2 separate regions of the Homo sapiens genome follow, and region 1 is linked to region 2. Evidence: chromatin loops called from intact Hi-C (ENCODE). Cell type or tissue: IMR-90. All regions are shown on one strand. Links, peaks and the distances in the headings refer to the core of each region. The heading gives the core; the rest is flanking DNA.

Region 1 (2,500 bases), core at 1-2,500, 57 kb after region 2:
CTGCCTTTGTAGCCCTGTCTCCCAGCACTCATAGTATATTGTCAACAAACACATGTTGTGACTGGTCTTGGGAAGAGACTTCATTTCCTTCTCTATAAAATGGTGGAAAGGGAGTTCTTCTGACCCTGCACACCCCCAGGTTTCAGGTTTCAGAAGAGAGGCAAGTCTTATGATCATCCATCAGGACCCACTCCATGCCAAGAGGGTGGAGAGCAGAAAGACACTGTGGACCTCATCGGACTAGCCCGTGTCTACACTGGCTTCTGGTACAGTTGATGATGGGTCCATTTAACTTAGAGTACCCTGATTCTCCCTGAGAGTCTCTGAGCTTTGAGCAGCCCAGTCTCCTCCCTCATTTTCCACCACCAGATGTGACAAAAAGAGAGGGGAGGTTCTAGGAGGTCTCCTGACCCTCCATTCATGTGTCAGGACAGAGACATCCTGGGGAGGTGCTGGAGGAGCTTTGGGGAAGTCAGAGAAGAGGACTGGGAAAATTCTCTCTGTTGCATGCACTCAAGTCCCTGGCTGTGACTGTGTTACTGTATGAGCCTTCCCACACCAGTGGGAGGCAGTATAGTGGAGTGCTTAACAGCAGAGAATCTGGAATCCAGAGTAGCTGTGCAGCTTTAGGCAAGTCACCTAACTTCTCTGTCCCACAATTTCCTCATCTGTAAAATAGGGATGATAAAAGTAGTTACCTCACAGGGTAGCTTGTGAGGAAGAAGAGTTATTTCTAAAGCACATAATGACTGCTATTAGTTGCTTATATATACAATAATAGGGTTTCCTGTGTTGAAACTTAATCTTGGGACCCATGAATTCTTTTTGTCCTTAATAAAGAGACCACTCAATGGGCCCATGAGCAGAGTGGGGGTGGGATGGAAATGGTTATGAAACTGCAGTCATGTGTCCCTTAATGACGGGTAGGGATGCGTCGTTAGGTGATTTCATTGTGGTGGGAACATCAGAGTGTACTTCCACAAACCCGGATGGTATAGCCCACTTCACACCTAGGCTATGCGGCATAGCCTATTGCTCCTAGGCTACAAACGTGTACAGCATGTTACTGCACTGAATACTGTAGGCAATTGTAACACAATGGTAAGTATTTGTGTATCTAAACATATAAAATGCACAGTAAAAATACCATATTATAATCTTATGGGACGACTGTCATTTATGCGGTCCATTCTTGACAAATATTATGCGGTGCATGACTGTGCATGGAAGATGGAAAAGACATAGTGAAATTCCTCAAGCATCCACAAGAGGGCTCCCCAATCTCCCCAAAGCACCCACTTCACTATGATGAAGAGCCTCGTAGGACTCATTGCCTTTTCTTCTACTTGGGTATCTATCGAAGCAGGTCAGTGAGAATCAGGCCACAAATGTGTGATGATGGCTGAAGGTGCCGCCTAGTGATGGCAAATGACCCATATAGAAGCATCTCCTAACTCAGGCTGTGTGCACCCCAATACACACCACCTCTTATCCCGCAGAGACACAGATATCCCCAACCTTTAGCCCTGTCCCCCAGGACACTGGGGAGAGGGAAAGTCACATTCTCTGTGGAAAACTATGCCTGTTCCCTCCCCCACGCCCACCCCTGGGAGTCAGGCCCCTCCACCAGCCTCACCCACTGGGCCCTCATAGTGATCTGGCCCCTAAGCAGCCACAGACCTCTCCCCAACCACTCCTGCCTCCCCAGCTACCTGAGCCTGACCATGGTCTGGGCTAGGTCATGTGGGTCTAGCTCTGGCCCTCACCTCTGGTTTTTGGGAGAGAGTTGTTAGTGGGATGGGAGTGAGGTGGGGAGATGGGAGACATCCCTGTGTCCTGCAGAGAGGGTGAGGATTGGGGTGAGAACAGGGTGGTGATTAGGCCCACTGCCCAATTCAGCAGAGAACTCATGAGTGACAAGGGACGCCACTGCTCTGGCGTGTACCTAGGAAGCGGGAGAGAAGGTGGAAGATCAGAAGAGAGGTCACGCAACCCTCCCTCCCTACAATGCAGGCCCAGGCCACCTCCCTGAAGCTGGGCTCTGTGGGGATGCAGCCCGCAGGGATCCAGACGTAGCGGAGTCACTCCTGACCCCTCACCCTCCTTTCCCAGCTCTCACATGCGTAGAGGGAGTGAGGGGCAGAGGAAAGAGCACTGAATTCTTCAGGAGGCCTGGGTTCTAGGCCTGCTCTGTCATGCACTGTCATCGCCCCGCTGAGGTTCAGGTTCCTCATCTGTAAGGAAGGATATGACACCATCCAGCCCCAGCAATGGCAGATTGGCTCTCATGGATGATGGAATCAGAGTTTGGAAGGGAGCGGGGATAAGGGCCCTGCCAACTGTAGATGGGAACCATAGTTCCTAAAATTACCTACCAGTTTAGTTGCGGCAGGAGCAGAGCAGACCCTTAGTGGAGTCTAAGGTCCACCATCACTCTCTTAAAAGACAGGGTTACTTCGCCATCAGTTCCTGGGACAGAGCACCATCCCGTGTCTGCCAT
Region 2 (7,420 bases), core at 1-2,500:
TCTCTGTCACTCAGGGCTGTGAGCTGTGGCTGGTACTCAGGCACATCTCGTTCATCCTTTCTCTCTCTGCCATGGCTGAGGCCACCAGGTGTGGAGGGTGACAGGCTCATTCCTAATTCTAGTAGGCTTCCTGGAGGAAGAGGACACGGCAATGCCATATGTTACCAAAATGCTGTAGCTGTCTGTGCCTGGGCTGCCACTGACCTGTATCCACATCCTTGAGCCAAGTCCATTCCTCTTTACTTTCTTCTTCTGTCTGGTCATGAGGACAAGGGGTCTGGTTTACACTGAAAATTGTGAGAAGGGGAGGGAATTCTCAGCTTGCAGGGTAGCGAAGGAAGCCGTTTAGAGCCTGTTCTGAGAGTGAGCACCTCTGGTTCTAGCCGCACTCTGTGAACACTGTGCGGTTTCTCAGTGCTTCTGTTCCTCAGTGGACTAGGTGGTTTAATTTCCATCACGGCTCTGACATTTTGGCATTCTATATTTCTGAGATTACTCCAAACTCCACTCAGCAGGAAGCTTCCCTTAGAGCTAATCTTGATCTCTTTCCCTGTAGCTCATGAGGGAGGTGACAGATGTGGTTCGGGAGTATACCTGGGGGACTCAGGGGCCTCTGCTCTTGGTTGTGACTCCTAGATTATTCCTGCCAGGCACACATGTAATGGGGCAGGGGCAGAGAGAGAAGGAGAGAGAGAGGAGGGAATAAGGAAGGAAGAGAAAGGAAAGGAAGAAAAGAGGGAAGGAAAGAAAAATGAAAGAGGGAAAGAGAAAGGAAGTGAAATGATATGAAAGAAGAAAGGAGGGGAAATGAAGGAAAACAAAAGAGAAAAGCAAAGCAAAAGGGCTCATCGTGGATGCAGAAAGCAGCCAGCCTTGCCAGTAAAGTAGCCAGGGGTACATGGAGGGGATACAGAAGGCTGTTTCTGGTTGTTGCAAACCCTGTCTGTGTGAATCTGTAAAGTGGGTGCAGTTCTGGGTCTTGCTGAGCCTTGGGCTGGGTCGTGCTAGGGCAGAGTGCTCTGGGCAGGGGCTGGGGTCCGGGAGTCAGCCCACTCCTCTGCCCAGGGCCTCCTGCCACTGCTTTGCTGCTCCTTCTGAAAACAACTGAAACCGCAAAATTGGCTTGTGGTCGGGTGACTATCAGTCACTGCTATTCAGCTTGGCTTCCTAGGATGACTAAGGGGGTTAAAAGTCCCTCCCATTAGCCCCCCAGATTTTCAGGGGAGTCAGAGGCCAAGACAGAACATTGTTTTCTTTGGAGGCTTTTGCTAGGGTCTGAGTTCCCAAGTGGCAGGGCCTGCGCGCACTGTGTCTCGCAATGTCTGTGGGTTCAGGAGCTGGGGGGTCACCAAGGTGGAGGTAGCAGTATCCCTGGGCTTGCACACCCAGCAGCTTGGAGTGGGGAGGGGTTGGGGTGGAGGACGCCTGGGTCATCAAAAGAGTCTCCTTTCAACATGCCTCTTCTGGTCCCAGTTCTCGGGGTAGCTAAGCTGCTGATGCTGCTAGTGGGACTGGGTATCATGGGTCCCCTTGGCAGGGCCTGGGCACCAGCTAGGCAGCCCAGCTGCTTGAGCTGCAGAGAGTGCTGGAACTGCCCCTGCTGTGCTGAACATCCCAGGTGCTGGGTCCTCCTGATTCCCCATGGGGTTAGAAAATTCACAACCTGGGAGGCAGGAGGGTGGGCTCTACAGGGTTCTGTATTCCCTTTTAGTGGCTCTGAGCCGTCTTGCTCTGACTCGATTTCTCCTTGAGATGAAAGGCTTGGATTATCTCAGCACTGACCTTTCGCGTATCTGTGATGCTAGAGAAGAAAGGGAAAAGGCAACCACTTTGTAGACCCGCAGGCCCCCTCACCACACTGCCCGGCTATCCAGAAGGTCCTGCCCACATCCAGCGCTGCCCTCCTCTCTCTTTGTGACTGCCCGTGGTCTCAGTTTCTCTCTTTCCCTCTCTTTCTTTCTCCCTCTGTCCTGCTCACTTTCTGTTTAGGCTCCCTCATACTCCCCCCACCCCTGACAGCGAGGTGCACGTGAGTTCTTCTGATTGCTGACCTAGACCTTCCTAACCACTCCCCGGCTGGGTTCAATTTCCCCAAGGGGTGAGACCCTCCCCAAACTCTCCCACCTACATCCAGGGTCTAGGGGTGGAGTTTTGATATCTCTTTGAGCCCTCAAACAGATGGGAAGGTTGAGGGTCTGCATGGCACGTCTGTGACCTGCCCCCACCAGGCCGAGGGTCCTCTGCTGGGAGGAGGAGCCAGTTTTCTGAGAGGGAGGTGCCGGTATCCTCAGAGACTCCTGAATTCCCAACCCTTCCCTCCCGAGGTGGGCGGGTCTCCTCACAGGGAGGCGGAGGGAATCCGCTTAATACCCAGGGATCAATGCCAAGCGGGGGAGCGGGACGCCGATCAGACATGTGACTCGGGAGGCATGATGAGCACGTGCAGACCCAGAACGTGTGAAGAACATACGTGTGGAAAAAGTTTGTGTCACTGATAGGCACATCAGAGGCATGACACCTTCCTTCCCTCCTCCACCCGCCCTCTCCCTCGGGGGGCTAGAGGGCCCCCCTACATACCAACCACACACGTGTTTTAAGTGTGTGTGCACACGCACACATGCAGCCGTCTGGAAGAGCATGGCCGGGGAGCTGGGCTGGAGGGGTGGAGGGGGAAGGGAGAGGAAGGCAGGGTCGCCCCACCCCCACCCCGTGCCCGTGCCTACCGAGTGCCGCCTCCCGGTGGCTGGTGAGGTCTCTGCCCCCTTGACTTTTCCCTGCTTCGAGGAAACACCTCCCTTTAGGGGAAAGCGAGATGGTGAGGGGAAGGAGGGGAAGCACTGACTCTCGGCAGAGGCATGAGCCTGATTTTCCAGTCCGGGGAGGGGCGGAGGGAGATGGCACTGGGGACGCCCGGGCGATGGGGCCTGACTCAGAGCCAGAACCACAGGGCTCCTCCGCTGTATTGTCGTCGGGGAACTAGAAGCCACCAGGTTTATAAGAAACTGCAATTCATCTCTGCCCTCTTCCACCCCTCTGCAAGGGATCAAGGTTAGACTAGAAGAAGAACTTATAGCCCGGGGCAAGAAAGGGACTCTGCCTCAGGTGATTTTTTTGGAAGCCTTCCCTGGGTTTCTTCGAGAAGAAGGGCCTGCCCCAAGGGGGTTAGATCGTAAGAAGAGCCTGGGGCCAGGGCGTGGGGCCCCCCATTTCCCTGTTTGTTGTCAAGGAAAGCCCCCTCCTCACTTCCAGCCCGGAACAGGAGCTCCTAAGAGCTGTCGACAGAGCTACTGCTGAGGCTGCGGCAGGGGCATACAGGGATCCCCAGAATCCCAGGCAGTCTGGCTGGCATGGAGGGGATGAGGCAGCTGGTGGCTCCACTTGGCTCTGCTGCCTCACTCTTGGCCACTGGCTCACGTGTCCCAAGGTGAAAAGCAAGAGGGAGGAGAGTGCAGGTTCGATTAGCAGGAGGGCAGAGCAGAAGGTGTGATGAACTTAGGCGTGGGCAGAAAGACGGAAGCACTGCCTGGCAGGGCACATGCCCAGTGGCATTCTCTTCCCATTCTAGGAGCTGCCCAGGCCCCTTCCCTCCTCAGGCAGAAACACCTAACAGCTTGGATGGCTGGCAGTGGGCTCCGTTGCCTGGGGCAGGGAGTTTGGAGAAGTGAGGAAGGCTCCTGCCTCTCACTCCACCTGGAAACCAGGACTCCTGGGTCCTTCCCATCTGGACTCATCTTCCTCCACTGCCACAGTGGCTGCTGTGTGACGAAGCTAGTCCCTGCCCCTTTCGGTCTCTCAGCCCTGCTTCCCCACTCCTACCCCATCAGCAGGATGGGATTTGCTGAGTAACGGGGTCGGGTTCTGCAGGGTCATCAGACAGAAAGGACACCAGGAGAGGTGAGAAGAGGCCTGGGTTGAGGGAAGGGTAATGTCAATTAGGACACCAGGATGACTTCCCAAAACATAGGGGAACACTCACTGGGTGACATAGAGGGCCCTTCCATCTTGCCTTTCTCCAGAGGGAATAAGGAGAAGGACTCAGCCCGGGTTGGGTTGGGTACCTTATAAGGAGAGAGGGTCAGGGGATAAAAATAACTGAGAGCCTGGGAAAATTGTGTCACCTCTCTGAGCACCAGCTTCTCATCTGCAAAATGGGAACGATAGTGTCCTCTTCACACAGGTGTGGGAGGCTCCACTCAGGAAAGTGCACAGTAAGTGTTCATTAGGTCACCAGCCATGTGATCTTGACAAGGTATTTAACTTTTCTTTTTTTTTTTGAGACAGAATCTCTGTCTGTTGCCCAGGCTGGAGAGCAATGGCACGATCTCGGCTCAGTGCAGCCTCTGCCTCCTGGGTTCAAGCAATTATCCTGTCTCAGCCTCTTAGTATCTGGGATTACAGGCATGTGCCATCACGCCCGGCTAATTTTTGTGTTTTTAGTAGAGATGGAGTTTCACCATATTGGCCAGGCTGATCTCGAACTCCTGACCTCCAGTGATACACCCATCTCAGCCTCCCAAAGTGCTGGGATTACAGGCATGAGCCACTGTGCCCAGCTGGTACTTAACTTTTTTTTTTTTGAGATGGAGTCTCGCTCTGTCACCAGGCTGTAGTGCAGTGGCACAATCCCAGATCACTGCAACCTCCAACTCCCTCGTTCAAGCAATTCTCCTGCCTCAGCCTCCTGAGTAGCTGGGACTACAGGCGCGTGCCACCACACCAGGTAATTTTTGTATTTTTAGTAGAGACGGGGTTTCACCATGTTGGCCAGGATGGTCTCAATCTCCTGACCCTGTGATCCTCCCGCCTCGGCCTCCCAAAGTGCTGGGATTACAGACATGAGCCACTGTGCCTGGCTGATACTTAACTTTTTTATATCTCAGTTTCCTTGTCTGTAAAATGGGAACAATGGTTCCCACCCAGTTGCCTTCACACCATTGTGAAGTCTAATGAAATCAAAGGTATATTGACTAGTCTTAACCAAAAAAAAAAAAAAAAAAAAGAAGAGAGAGAGAGAGAAAGAAAGAAAGGAAATAAAGGGTACGAGTTGCCTGGGGATGTTCTTTTTTTTTTTTTTTTTGACAGTCTCTCTCTGTTGCCCAGGCTGGAGTGCAGTGGTACAGCCTCAGCTCACTGCAACCTCCGCCTCCCGGGTCCAAGCAATTCTCCTGCCTCAGCCTCCCTAGTAGGTGGGATTACAGGCACCTACCACCACGACCAGATAGGTTTTTTTGTATTTTTAGTAGAGATGGGGTTTCACCATGTTGGTCAGGCTGGTTTCGAACTCCTGATCTCAAGTGATCTGCCCACTTCGGCCTCCCAAAGTGCTAGGATTACAGGCATGAGCCACTATGCCTGGCCGGGATATTCTCTTATCTCATCCTTTACCCCTCAACCCAGAGTGGTGATAGGAGGAGGGGGTTAATTAGGAAGAACTGGGGTTTTTACAGTTTCCAAACTCACTGGGAGTCAAGGATTGAGACAAAGTACAAGCTAGATTTGGCAACATCCAGGGTCATGCATGGGAACCTGGGAGCCCCATGCCCCACTGCCTATTTGCAGGGCCCTGGGTCTTGGGTGGCCCTAGTTCAGTGTGTGCATGTGTGTGAAATGCAAGGTGATGAGGTCAGTATCTCAACTCCCAGTTACTGGTCCAGTTGCTAAGAACTTGCCTGACCATAACCATCCTTTCCCAACTCACAGAATGTCAGGTTCTGATGCCAGTGATTGGAAAGAAATGGCGGTGAGCAAGGAGAGGGGGCAATGCTGGGCAGCCATGCCACCTTTATGTCCCCTGTGGCCAGAGACGTGGGTCCAGGGCCCTTCTCAGTGCCCAGCTCGGTCCAGCCAGCTGCCCATGGCCCTGGTGGGAGGAGGTAGGCTGGACGCCTTCTGACACTTCCTGGGTAACTGAGCGGGGCAAGCAGCAAACAGCAGGCTCCTGGGGAAATCTCAGACTTGTGTGTCAGAGCGGATCTGTGTCTGGGGTGGTAAGTGGGGTTAAACTCAAGGTCAGACCTAGCCAATCCATTTTCGCGCCAACATGGCCTTGGGTGTCCTCCATTCCAGTGGCTGGGACCCAGGTGCCCACTCAGCTGGAGACAGCACTGCTGGGAGCCTAATGCCTGGTTTGTCCCTCTGCTTCACACACTGGTTGCTTGCCTGATTTCTGCCTGTGCCTAGGATTTATAAGGAAGGGAGTTGTGGCATGTGGATCCCAGGCCTCCGTTCTACTCCCAAATTTCAGGTGCTAATCTCTCCATGAGTTTCAGTGACCTCAGAAAAGGAAATGGGATTAAGCTGCAATTTAAGGGGTTGTGGGAAGACAGCTGAAAGAATGTCCCAGTCTTCAGTAGAGGAGGTGGGAGGTGGCTGTAAACTGCCTAAATCGGGGGAACACTACCAGGAATCTCAAATTGCTGTACAATGCAGACACAGTCAATCAGCCTCCACCTACTTAGATCTCTAAGTGCTTAGAGATCACCAACCTGTCCCAGGCTCCTGAGTCTATTACCTCACTCCTCCTTGTTCTCTGCCTTTCCCAGGCTACTGTGGTTATGATTTGTGGCAGAAGTTGGGAAGGCAGAAAAGGAGAGAAGGAGGGAAAAGGACAATCTGAGAACAAGCTGGAGGGCCAAAGTGGACCCCTTGCAGAGTTGGCAAGATGGCAAAGGGGATGCAGTGGCAGGTGAATTAGTTCAGATGGGCAAGAAATGTAGGATAAGTCAGCAAGCTGCCTTTGCGCAGGAGATCCCTAGGTGAGAAGGTAAGAAGGGCTTCCACATGCGGCAGTAGCCTCAGTGTTTCTGGAATGGAGTTTGTATATATGTTGTGGGTGGGGTAGGGGGAACAGAAGAAGAGCTGCAGCATCCTGCCTTTGAGGAGGAAGATGGTACAACAGGAAGGCCAGGAGGTGGGCTGCAGGTAAAATGTCCCCGTGAGACAGGGTTGAGGGAAGCAGAGGGCCAGCTGCTGGGCCTGCAGCCTTCTTGCCCCCACTCCCAGCTCACCCGCCCACTGCAAACACTCCTCAGCTCCCCCACCCCATTCTGGCCCACAGCCCTGGGGAAGCGACATGGCGTTCTCACCACGGACCCAGTGCCGGCTGTGGCTTCTTCCCTCTGACCTATTTTTTAATCATTTGATGGGATTTTTCCCCCCCAAACCAAACCCCCAGCCCCCTGGGCCCGTCAGCTCCACCGCGTGTCAAAACCACCCCTGTCACTTTGCGTTGGTTTCTCAGTCCAGCCAGCCCCTCCCCGCAGGGCCTGAGAGCGATGGCTAATTACCCAGCTGCTGAACGCCCCCCACTCCTGCCCCTCCACCCCTAGCCCTGACAGAGGGGCCCTGGAGGACTGCTGGGAGAAGCTGGGGCCTCCTCACCCTCCCACTGCTTGGCAGGAAGTCCTTCCTGCTGTCTAAC

The links. Hi-C counts contacts between places; a loop is a spot of excess contacts. Peaks named below come from ENCODE experiments on the same cell type or tissue, not always from the same donor. Only the 100,000 strongest peaks of a DNase experiment are listed, where the experiment ranks them.
Region 1: it touches region 2 in a loop (2.0-fold over the local background); 8 of 110 quality-filtered maps call a loop at or near these places.

Annotation. Positions count from the first base shown.
Region 1 is chr17:47,775,513-47,778,012 of GRCh38, forward strand. No RefSeq gene overlaps it. Among named protein-coding and RNA genes, the nearest start is that of TBX21, 44 kb to the left of the region's middle. RefSeq lists an enhancer at 2,453-2,500. In IMR-90, for the core only: a CTCF peak has its summit at 1,262 (motif pointing right); no DNase peak of the experiment used is centred there; H3K27me3 peaks cover 1,801 bases.
Region 2 is chr17:47,718,490-47,725,909 of GRCh38, forward strand. No RefSeq gene overlaps it. Among named protein-coding and RNA genes, the nearest start is that of TBX21, 11 kb to the right of the region's middle. In IMR-90, for the core only: no CTCF peak of the experiment used is centred there; a DNase peak (open chromatin) is centred at 1,132; H3K27me3 peaks cover 1,879 bases.